Regions from separate parts of the Homo sapiens genome. Here regions 1 and 2 are each linked to region 3. The links are chromatin contacts, found by Hi-C or POLR2A ChIA-PET in ENCODE. All regions are on one chromosome and are shown on one strand. Each heading gives the region's core, a stretch centred on a gene start or an enhancer-like site at or near the end of the contact. The rest is flanking DNA. Distances are from core to core; before and after follow the strand shown.

Region 1 (3,671 bases), core at 343-2,842, 1.3 Mb before region 3:
AGGGGGGAGAGAGTGGGAGATTAGGAAAAGGAGGAAGAGGATGGAGGGGAAGAGGGCGGGGGAGGAGGCAGAGGCCGCAGAAAGGCCTGAGATGCAGGAAGCAGCTGGGAGTGGGGGGAGGCTTTGTGCCTGAGTTGTTCTCTGGGTCCTAGGGCCCATTGTGTTCACCAGTTTCTGGGATGTGTGGAATGAACCAGCTCACCTGGACCTGTCCAGAGGGCGGACTCTCACACCCAGGGCCCAGGCAGCGCCAGCACCCTAGCTGTGTATGCGGGGGGTGCAGAGGGCATCAAACAGCTTTCTGGGTTGCCAGGACAGGGGATGTGTAAGTCACTGTCACCCTCCCCACCCCCCCACCCCAACCGGAACACAGTGGCCAGGATCCTTTAAATCAGAGACCCAAGTTAGAGCTCTCACTGGCGAAACTTTGGCCCCAGGCCTCTCGAATTCCTGCTCCCAAACCCTTCCTTCCGGTTTGAGAGGCAGGAGTGCCAGGGTAGGGGCCTGAAGACGGGTGCACAGCAGACAGGCGACAGGACATCCTTTCCAGACTTCGGCAGTTTTGGTGATCCCCTGCTACTTGGATGACGGGGTTCACCTCCTTTCTTCACCACCCCTCCCCCACCATCGAAAGGTCACCAGCGCTGGACCAAGGTTTCACACCTCCAAGGGGGCCAAAGATTGCCTGTAGTGAAGTGTTAAAATGCAGATTCCTGGGTTCAGCCTCGGAGATTCTCCTTCACAAGGTTCGAGAGAGATCCCAGAAATCTGCATTTTTACCAAGTGCCCAGCGATTCTGATGCTAAAGGCTTGAAGCACACCGAAGAGCTAGCTCCGAGGACACTGAAGAATGAACCTCTGCCCCTCCCTACAAACCCCCTCCCCTCACACTGAGACCATCGTGGATGTACTGCCTCCCCCCAATATTTCATGGAGGTGCGGTTCTGTGGGTTGTGACCGCAGTCAGAAGTTGTGATGGAAGCAGGTTGAAGAGTGCTGGCCAACGTCCGGGGGCAGCGGAAGGCTCTCCGCGAGGGCTGGGGAGGGGAGGGGATCCGTTCGGGTGGAGGGGAAGGGGAGGGCTCACAGGCTCCGGCCCCGGAAATCCGATCCCTTTAGGACCCAGAGGTGCCAGTCCCCCAGCGGCGGCTGCGAGAAGGGCAGCCGCTCGGTCTCCGGCAGCCGCCGCTCGGGCAAAGCCAGAGAAAGACCGAGGCTCGGGGCACGGGGGGGAGGGAGGGAGGGAGGGAGGCGCGGCGGCGGAGCGGCCCGGGCCGGCGGAGCAGCCATGGGCGTTGGGGTGCCGGGCCCCCCGAGAGCCGAGGCCTCCGGCCGGACTGGGGGACGCCCGGGCTGCCAGCCCCGCTGACACCGTCTCGGACGATGTGAGCCGGCGACACCGCGGCTGCTTCGCGGGCAGGGCGCGCGCTCCCACCGGCCCCAGACGCCGCTTTGCTAATTTGGGTGGGGGCGACCGTACCAGGCCGCTCGGGCTTTTGAAGCGGGGCTGGCTGTCTTCGGCAGCTTGATTGGGGGAGGCGACCCACACACAGGGCGCTTGGAGATTTTTTTTTTTTCATTTTTTTTTTTAAAGCGGGATTAACTGTTTTTGGCAGCTTGGTTTTGGGGGGACCCTAAAAAAGGCCTTCGGGGTTTCTTTTATCGGGGGGAGGGGGCGGTGGTCCCGACTTGGCCAGCCGCCTGTTGAAGCGGGGGAGCGGGGAGCAGGGGCATGCGAACCCGGCTCCCCCCACCATGATGAAGACGGAGCCACGGGGGCCCGGGGGTCCCCTCCGGAGCGCCTCCCCGCACCGCAGCGCCTACGAGGCGGGCATCCAGGCGCTGAAGCCGCCCGACGCGCCCGGGCCCGACGAGGCACCCAAGGGGGCCCACCACAAGAAATATGGCTCCAACGTCCACCGCATCAAAAGTATGTTCCTGCAGATGGGCACGACGGCGGGGCCCTCGGGCGAGGCGGGCGGCGGCGCGGGCCTGGCCGAGGCCCCACGGGCGTCCGAGCGCGGCGTGCGCCTGTCGCTGCCGCGGGCCAGCAGCCTGAACGAGAACGTGGACCACAGCGCCCTGCTGAAGCTGGGCACCAGCGTGTCGGAGCGCGTGAGCCGCTTCGACTCCAAGCCCGCGCCCTCCGCGCAGCCTGCGCCGCCGCCGCACCCGCCGTCCCGGCTGCAGGAGACGCGGAAGCTGTTCGAACGGAGCGCCCCAGCGGCCGCAGGCGGCGACAAGGAGGCCGCGGCGCGGCGGCTGCTGAGGCAGGAGCGCGCCGGCCTGCAGGACCGGAAGCTGGACGTCGTGGTGCGCTTCAACGGCAGCACCGAGGCGCTGGACAAGCTGGACGCTGACGCCGTGTCCCCCACGGTCAGCCAGCTCAGCGCCGTCTTCGAGAAGGCCGACTCGAGGACCGGCCTCCACCGCGGGCCCGGGCTCCCCAGGGCCGCAGGGGTTCCCCAGGTCAACTCGAAGCTGGTCAGCAAGCGGTCCCGGGTGTTCCAGCCCCCGCCGCCGCCGCCGCCCGCCCCGTCGGGGGATGCCCCGGCCGAGAAAGAGCGATGCCCCGCAGGGCAGCAGCCCCCGCAGCACCGAGTGGCCCCTGCCCGGCCGCCCCCCAAGCCCCGGGAGGTGCGCAAGATTAAGCCGGTGGAGGTGGAGGAGAGCGGGGAGTCGGAGGCCGAGTCGGCGCCCGGGGAGGTGATCCAGGCCGAGGTTACGGTCCACGCGGCCCTGGAGAATGGCAGCACCGTGGCAACTGCAGCCAGCCCCGCGCCCGAGGAGCCAAAGGCCCAAGCGGCCCCGGAGAAGGAGGCGGCGGCGGTAGCGCCGCCAGAGAGGGGGGTGGGCAATGGCCGGGCCCCGGACGTGGCCCCTGAGGAGGTAGATGAATCCAAGAAGGAGGACTTCTCGGAGGCGGACTTGGTGGACGTGAGCGCCTACAGTGGGCTCGGGGAGGACTCTGCGGGCAGTGCCCTGGAGGAGGACGACGAAGACGACGAGGAGGATGGGGAGCCCCCCTACGAGCCCGAGTCGGGGTGCGTGGAGATCCCGGGGCTGTCGGAGGAGGAGGACCCAGCCCCGAGCCGGAAGATCCATTTCAGCACGGCGCCCATCCAAGTAAGTGAGCCCCCCCGCCCTGCCCCCGCGCCGCCCCTGCCACGTGCACGCGGCCGCCCCCGCTCGCCAGCCAGCCAGCCGGGTTTGGCAGGCTGAGTCAGCCCCTGCCACCCAGCCCCCTTCCCAGAAGTTCCCACCCTCAGGGGGGCGTGGGGGAGTTCCAGCTGTTTGTCAGAGAGGGATTTTCAGGTGTGCGAGGGGGGTGGCCTGCCCCGACCTGCCCTCAGGTTCCTCCGCCTGCTGCCCCGCCCCGCCGCTCCGCGGAACCCGCCCTGCCCCACGCGGGTCCTGGGACACCTGCTTTCCCTTCCTCACCCGGACATTCCTTCCTCCAGAGGCTGCCAGAGGCTGGGGTTGGGTAGTGTGAAGGGGTGTGTGTGTCTTCAGGAGAGACATTTGCCCTTCACTGGGTAGAGAGGGGGCCGGGGTGCTTTCCCCCTGTATGGGAGCTGGATGAGGTGAGAAAGGGGAAAGCCAGGAACTTCTCAAAACGAAGCTGCAGGGGACCGCAGGCAGCCCTTCCTCTATTCTGTTTGTACCCCCAC
Region 2 (3,558 bases), core at 531-3,030, 1.2 Mb after region 3:
GACCCCTTAAATTTTAAAATATGAAAAACGAGGAACTTTCCCCTGTGATTTCATCAGCAAACAGGCCCCATCTCAAAGATGAGCCTCAGTCTGTTTTCTGGGTGCAGATCCCTAGTGATTAGGTCTCTATTCATCCAGGTCAGAAGAAAAAAAAAAAAGAAAGAAAGAAAAAGAAAAAACCCCAAGAGAGGAATAACCGAGCAAAGAGGGAAAAATATCAGTGGAAATGGGTTAAGAGGCAGTCGGGTGCCAGGCCTGGCCATGAGTACAGACCAAGGTAGCTAGGAAAGGGCAGAGCTCTAGGAAATAGGTGGGGAGAGCCACAGGGGCCACGGGATAGGAAGGAGAAGCCGGCCGGGGTCAGACAGGGCGGGCGGCCGGGCCCGGAGCTTCCACATGGCCCCTAGGCCCGACTCCCCCGCCCCCACCCCTGCTGAACACGCAGCGCCGCGCAACCTAACTTCCCTTCCCTCCCTCTTTCTCCCTCCCGCTGCACCGCCGCCCTCAGGCCGCGCAACGATTGGGCGGCAGGCAGCTCGGCGCGCCAAGCCATTGGCCAGTCGCGAGGCCCGGGGCGGGACACACCCACCGGCTTCCCGATGGCGGGGTTAGGTTGGACCGGGTTGGGGGGGGAGGGGGAGGGGGGAGGGGGACGGGATGGGGCGGGGTAGGTTCCCGAGGCCTGGGCCTCCGGGAGGGCGGGAAGGCCCCGCACGCAGGGGATGGGGACGCGGCGGGATGGGCGCGGCGGGGTAGCACGCACCAGGTTCTCCACGGCCGCACGCTCCAGGAACTTCTGCGCCGCTTCCAGCTCCAGCCGATCTAGGGGGAGGAAAGTGGGAGACGGAGCGGGGTCAGAGGGGCCGGGCCTCCCCTCCCCCACCCCAATCACCTCAGCCCTACCCCCGGCTCCTGCGTCCTACCGGGAGACACGGTCTTCTCGAGAATGGTGATCAGCTCCATGGCGGAGGTGGCGGCGGCGGCGACTCCTCCTAAGACGACGGCCCGGCCTTTCGGGCGGCGGCTCGAACTGGGGATGGGGGTTGGGGGTCGGGTGGGAAGGGAGGGTGGGGTGGGGGGCGGGGGTCACCACAAACCCATTCACCGGCTCTGTCTGGGTAGTCGGTCCGGCTCCCCTTCCTCTCCTCTTCCCTTACTTCCTCCCTCCAAATGGGCTGCTGGCGGCGGGGGAGGGACCCTGGGGGCAGCTCAGAGCGCGCTGGTGCTCGGGAGGCGGAGGGAGAAAGAAGGAAGGGAGGCTGTGAGTGAGAGGCGGCGCGCAGGGAGGGAGCGAGGGAGGGAGGAAGGCGGAGGGATATTCGGACCGGACCTCTCCGCGGAGGCGCCGCGCTCCACGACGATTGGCCGTTGTCCTGGCCACGCGGAATCCCTAACTGGCCAGGCGCTCAGCGTCGAAGGGCCGTCTCGCGCCCATTCGCCTGCTGGTTTCAAGGCCCGGGTTGGCTGGGCGGGCAGCGGAATGGAGCGCGCGGATTGGCCGAGGGGAGGGAGATTGGGATGGGGTAGGAGAGAGCCCGCCGTTGATTGGGTGGGCTTGGTAAAGGCCTTGAGCTCAGACCGGCTGAGCGCTGGGAGGAGGGTGGACCGGAGGCACGACTCGGATCCTGCGCGATTGGCTGGGATAGTAGGCGTTGATAGGATAGGGTGCCCGGGAGAACTAAGGAGAGGAGTTCGGGGTCGGGGCGCGGGAAGGCGGGAGGTGCCCGGCAACCCTAGGAGCCCGGCGCGGGGCACGATGGGACGCCCCCGGGAAGAGGCGGAGCTGGGTTCGAGCGCTGGGGCTGCGGTTGGGTAAGCGCCGTCGCTCCGAGGGGCGTGTTGCGCGAGGTTTTCGCGGGCCTGAGCGGGGGAGGGGGGACTGTTGAAGTCCTGCGCCGCGCCCACAGGAAGCTGCTTTAATGGCTAGGTCGGCTTGGTACCCTGCTTTCGGCTGGGAGGGATCCGTAAGGCCATGTGGCTCCACTGCCAATGTGTAGATGTGGAAACTGAAGCCCAGAGAGGGTATGGAACTTGTCCAAGGTCACACAGCTGGTTAATGGCTTGGTAAGGAATGGGTTCAGGAGCCCAGAGAGGGTCTGGAACTTGTCCAAGGTCACACAGCTGGTTAGTGGCTTGATAAGCTCAAGCTCTCCTGACGGCCCTTGTCCCTACAAGCAGCTTCCTCTCCAAGGAGTCCCCTAAGCCTGCTTATATGGGGCTTGAGACCTGTGCTGTGATAAATCTGACTTGCTTAGGGGTGAGCTAAGGGATTCCTCCTCTTAGACCCCCCATCCATAGCTACCAGGTACTTGACAGGATGGAAATGTTTCACCCTCCAAAAGTACCCTGTAAAGGCCCAACCTCGAACCAGAAAGAATGTGTGTACAGGAATAAAGGATTGTGGTTCTTAACCTGTTTCAGTTCTCAACCCCGGAAGAAACTCATGAATGCCTTTTCTTAGCAAAATGCATATAAAGAAAACGTGGGCCGGGCGCTGTGGCTCGCGCCTGTAATCCCAGCACTTTGGGAGGCCGAGGGGGGCGGATGACGAGTCAAGAGATCGAGACCATCCTGGCCAACATGGTGAAACCCCGTCTCTACTAAAATATAAAAAATTAGCCCGGTGTGGTGGCGCGTACCTGAAGTCCAAGCTATTCCTGAGGCTGAGGCAGGAGAATCGCTTGAACCCTGGACGCAGAGGTTGCAGTGAGCCGATATCGCGCCACTGCAGTCCAGCCTGGCGACAGAGCGAGACTCCATCTCAAAGAAAAGAAAAAAAATGTGCATACAGTATGTGGCTCAGGCCTGCAATCCCAGGACTTTGGGAGGATCGCTTGAGCCCAGGGGTTCAAGACTAACCTGGACAACTTAGCGAGATCCTGTCTCTTTTAAAAAAAATGAAGATTTTTAAAATGATAAAGGAAAAGTGTAATAATAGGGCCGGGCGCGGTGGCTCATGCCTGTAATCCCAGCACTTTGGGAGGCCGAGGCGGGCGGATCACTTGAGGTCAGGAGTTCAAGACCAGTCTGGCCAACATGGTGAAACCCTGTCTCTACTAAAAATACAAAAAAAAAAAAAAAACCTAGCCGAGCGTGGTGGCGCACGCCTATAATCTCAGCTCCTCAGGAGGCTGAGACAGAATCTCTTGAACCCGGGAGGCAGAGGTTGCAGTGAGCCAAGACTTCACCACTGCACTTCAGCCTGGGCGACAGTTAAGACTCTCAAAAAAAGAAAAAATAAATGGTAACAAAGAATTTCTTGAATTGTTTCATTTTCACAGTAATGATGTAGGGGTAATTGGATGTAGCTGGTTCATAGAGCTTTTTACCATATGACTTGAGCTTGTGAGGTAATTGCCCTGCAGTAGCCACACTGGGAAAACCTAGGAGGAAGTCTGACTTTGTTGAAAGGTTTCACAAAGAATTAGGAAAGATTGGCCAACTCTTTGTTAAAAGAGGAAGAAATGGTCTTTCTCTGCTAGAGATATCTTTGCAGTTTTGAAGCTAGAAATGTAGGGACACCATTCCTCACACCATACTGTGACTAGTGGATTTCCC
Region 3 (3,601 bases), core at 571-3,070:
GAAAAAATAGTTCTGGGACATCAGGTGCGGGCAACTGGAAACTCTGAAAGGCTCAAAGCTGTGTACTAATCTCCATTTTACTGAGACCATCCACTTTTCCCTTGACAGGGGTGATTCTAACATGCCATGTCCCTGTGACATGGGCAGTGACAGTGTTTGAAGTGTGGTGGAAAGGGGACTAGGCTAACAGCCAAGGGAGCTGGGTTCCTATCTTAGTTCTGCCACTCTGAGAGCTTGGCCAAGTCACAGTACCCTTTTCTGGCCTGTTTCCTCATCAGCAAAATGCATGGCTAAGGCTAGAAAATCTTCAAGGACCTTGCCTGATATAATGATGATCCTAAGTGAAGGAAAAAAGAAGTGAAAGAGTTCATTTAACTCTCTTTTCATCTAAAAATAATTAAGGATACATGACATTCTATCAATACATACTGCCAAATTAAATTTTTGTTTGTTTGTTTTTTGAGACGGAGTCTCACTCTGTTGCCCAGGCTGGAGTGCAGTGGCGCCATCTCGGCTCACCGCACCCTCCGCTGTCTGGGTCCAAGCGATTCTCCTGCCTCAGCCTCCCAAGTAGCTGGGATTACAGGCGCCCGCCACCACGCTCCACTAATTTTTGTATTTTTAGTAAAGACAGCGTTTTGCTATGTTTGCCAAGCTGGTCTTGAACTCCTGACCTCAGGTGATTCTGCCCGCCTGGGCCTCCCAAAGTGCTGAGATTACAGGCGTGAGCCACCGCGCCTAGTCAGCCAAATTAAATTTTTAAAGAGCCACAGATGTACTATCTGACTCGAAAGACAATATGACCTGTTAGTGCCAGGTAACTCAGGATTATCGACTACCTTTTTCAAGGCCCTTTCCATTCCACAGCTGTCATGTCTGCCAAAGGATAGAGTTTCCAGGTCCCTTGAAAATACCTGGGAAACTGAGCCATCTGGATATTCCTTAATCATGTATTCTCCACAAGCTACAAAGACCTACCACATAAAGTCCTTTACTTGCAATGGTGTTTCCAATAATAGAATAAGTTATATTATCCATATTTTACTCAGCTCCAACCATGGTCACTTGTTGGCTTGCATGTGAAGCAAGAATCCAAGTGATAGAAAAGAGTTAACACGTCCAGTGGGGTTGAAATAATATACGAGTGGGAACATTAGCTCCCAAACTAAGCTGGGTCAGTGGTGGAGGGGCAATGGATTAACTGTAGAGGCAGGTCACGACACCGTCTTTCCTCCTGCCTAGAACGTCTTCTCCGACAGCTGCAGCATGCAAAAGGCAAGGCGCTTCAGGGATCAAACCTACTCGTAAAGGGGGACACTGAGGCCCAAAAAGAAAGTAACTTGCTCAGGGTGACGCAACAAGGCTCCACCTCCGCCTCGAAGCCAACGGCGATGACATCCAGGCGAGGGATTACGGAACCACCACAGCCTGGGCCCGCGGGAGGGGACGGGACGCCACGACCCGTGGGGCGGCAGCCGCCGCCTCAAGACCCTCGCCGCCGCCAGGGGTGTCACTTCTTCCCGAGGAGCCTCCCACCCTGCCACACAGCACTGCAGCGCTGCCCTCCGCAAGACAAAACTGCCCCGCAACCCTCCCGGGCCGCGGGAGGGGCTCCAGGGCCTTCAGAACACCACTCCCACTATCACCCCAGAGGGTGAACTGCGGTGAGAACCGAAACTTGCCACACCTCTACCCCCGTGGCCCCTTCTCAGGACTGCAAGTCTGAATGTGGGCACCCCGAGGGCCTAACTGCCCCTTTCCACTTGAGGCACTCACCAGGGACAGCAACCAGCAGCGGCGCGACAGCAACAGGGCAGAGTGGGACGGGGGCGGGGCTAAGCACCCAAGGGAGAGCCCGTCCCGCCTGCCCCGCCCACACGTCACAACGGTCAGCAAGCCCCGCCCCCGCGCGGCGCTTGCTGGGACTTGTAGTGTTCAGGTGACCGGGCCCCAGGAGCGGTCTTCTGCCTTTGATGGCTCTCCTAAGTCCTGAGCAGCAATCTCACCGAAATAAACCTACTTCATCCCCTGGAAGAAGCTGTTTACTTTTCTTTTTTTTCTTTTATACCTTTATTTCTTTTTTCTTTTTCTGTCGTCCAGGCTAGAGTGCCATGGTGCGAACACGGCTTACTGCAGCCCCGACCTCCCGGGCTCAGGTGATCCTCCCACTTCAGCCTCCTGAGTAGCTGGGACAACCACGGTGCCCATACGGCGCCCGCCACCACGCCAGGCTAATTTTTGTATTTTTAGTAGAGATGGGGTTTTGCCATGTTGCCTAGGCTGGTCTTGAACTCCTGGGCTCAAGAGGTCCAGCTGCCTCGGCCTCCCAAAGTGTTGGGATTACAGACCTGAGTCATCGCGCCTGGGCTACATCTTTATGTCTTTCTTCCCTGAATGAGAAAGCTTTATACATTTGAAGGGCCATTAAGAGGTCATCTTCATTTTTCTCCTGGGTCCACTTAACACTACTTCACGAAGAGTCTTTATTTTTTTTGAGACAAGGTCTCACTCTGTTGCCCAGGCTGGTGTGCAGCGGGGCGATCTCGGCTCAGTGCAACCTCTGCCTCCTGAGTTCAAGCTATTCTCGTGCCTCAGCCTCCCCAGTAGCTGGGATTACAGGCACCCGCCACCATGCCCGGCTCATTTTTTTGTATTTTTAGTAGAGACGGGGTTTCACCATGTTGGCCAGGCTGGCCTTGAACTCCGTCTCAAAAAGAAAAAAGAGAATAAACTCATGGCCAGGCACAGTAGCTCACGCCTGTAATCCCAACATTTTGGGTGGCCGAGGTGGGAGATCTCTTGAGCCCAGAAATTTCAGATCATCCTGGACAAGATAGGGAGACCCTGTCTCCACAAAAAATAAAAAAATTAGCCGGGTGTGGCGGTGGGCCCCTGTAGTCCCAGCTACTCAGGAGGCTGAGGTGGTAGGATCACTTGAGCCTGGGAGGTGGAGGCTGCCATAAGCCATGATCACACCACTGCACTCCAGTCTGGGAGACAGAGCGAGACCCTGTCTCAAAAAAAAAAAAAAAAAAAAAAAAAAAGAATAAACTCAGTAAGAAAAGAATTCTGCTAAGTCAATTTAAAGAAAATCCCCCATCCTTAATATCTAATAACCCTGGCCTGCCTTCAACAAGAGTCCTGTTAAGTTGGTTTAACAAGAATCTCCTTTTAGTAATTTTCCATGCAGTGACCCCTCACTCTGCTTGTTGGCTATAAATCCCACTTGTCATTATTGTATTCAGAGTGCAGCATAATCTCCCCTTTGGTCCTGAATAAATTCTTCCTTGCCATTTTAACAAGTTTCAGAATATTTTTTTCTTTAACATCCAGAAGATGTTAAATGCTGTATATGCTGTCTATGAAAGATTAAATTTGGAAGTGCCCCTTCTTCCACTGTTTAAATGTGGAAAGAAATTTTTCTGTGCCATCTCAGGCAGGGGAATGAGCATTCCTTTTTTTTTTTTTTTTTTTGTCGAGACAGAGTCTTGCCCTGTCGCCTAGGCTGGAGTGCAGTGGCATGATCTGGGCTCACTGCAACCTCCACCTCCCGGGTTCAAATGATTCTCCTGCCTCAGCCTCCTGAGTAGCTGGGACTACA

The links. Hi-C counts contacts between places; a loop is a spot of excess contacts on that map. ChIA-PET counts read pairs that join two places held with the same protein, here RNA polymerase II (POLR2A). Pooled maps may share reads with other maps.
Region 1: a pooled map shows a loop between it and region 3 (4-fold over the local background). The contact joins the promoter of PPP1R9B here to the promoter of CALCOCO2 in region 3. A Hi-C loop is called at or near these places in 6 of 50 pooled maps. POLR2A ChIA-PET finds 5 or more read pairs at or near these places in 2 of 52 experiments (CD4-positive, alpha-beta T cell and RWPE1).
Region 2: a loop to region 3 is called in a map with no recorded cell type, with 8 times the contacts of the local background. The contact joins the promoter of KPNB1-DT here to the promoter of CALCOCO2 in region 3. A Hi-C loop is called at or near these places in 1 of 37 single-sample maps with no recorded cell type and 9 of 50 pooled maps. POLR2A ChIA-PET finds 5 or more read pairs at or near these places in 2 of 52 experiments (A673 and OCI-LY7).

The regions. Positions count from the first base shown.
Region 1 is chr17:50,148,598-50,152,268 of GRCh38, reverse strand. It overlaps PPP1R9B (protein phosphatase 1 regulatory subunit 9B), which reads left to right and starts at 1,592. Exons shown (of 10, transcript NM_032595.5): 1 at 1,592-3,126. The coding sequence starts at 1,756. LOC124904025 (a long non-coding RNA gene) reads right to left here and starts at 3,534. Exons shown (of 3, transcript XR_007065841.1): 1 at 3,442-3,534. RefSeq lists an enhancer at 927-1,221 and silencers at 1,232-1,321, 1,392-1,481, 2,131-2,240, 3,091-3,210.
Region 2 is chr17:47,647,650-47,651,207 of GRCh38, reverse strand. It overlaps KPNB1-DT (KPNB1 divergent transcript), which reads left to right and starts at 1,780. Exons shown (of 4, transcript NR_171700.1): 1 at 1,780-1,812. KPNB1 (karyopherin subunit beta 1) reads right to left here and starts at 1,289. Exons shown (of 22, transcript NM_002265.6): 1 at 924-1,289; 2 at 764-822. The coding sequence starts at 963. RefSeq lists silencers at 619-758, 869-938, 1,369-1,548, 1,559-1,608, 1,619-1,888 and 1 more and an enhancer at 2,289-3,134.
Region 3 is chr17:48,829,254-48,832,854 of GRCh38, reverse strand. CALCOCO2 (calcium binding and coiled-coil domain 2) reads right to left here and starts at 1,820. Exons shown (of 13, transcript NM_005831.5): 1 at 1,777-1,820. RefSeq lists a silencer at 1,405-1,564 and an enhancer at 935-1,816.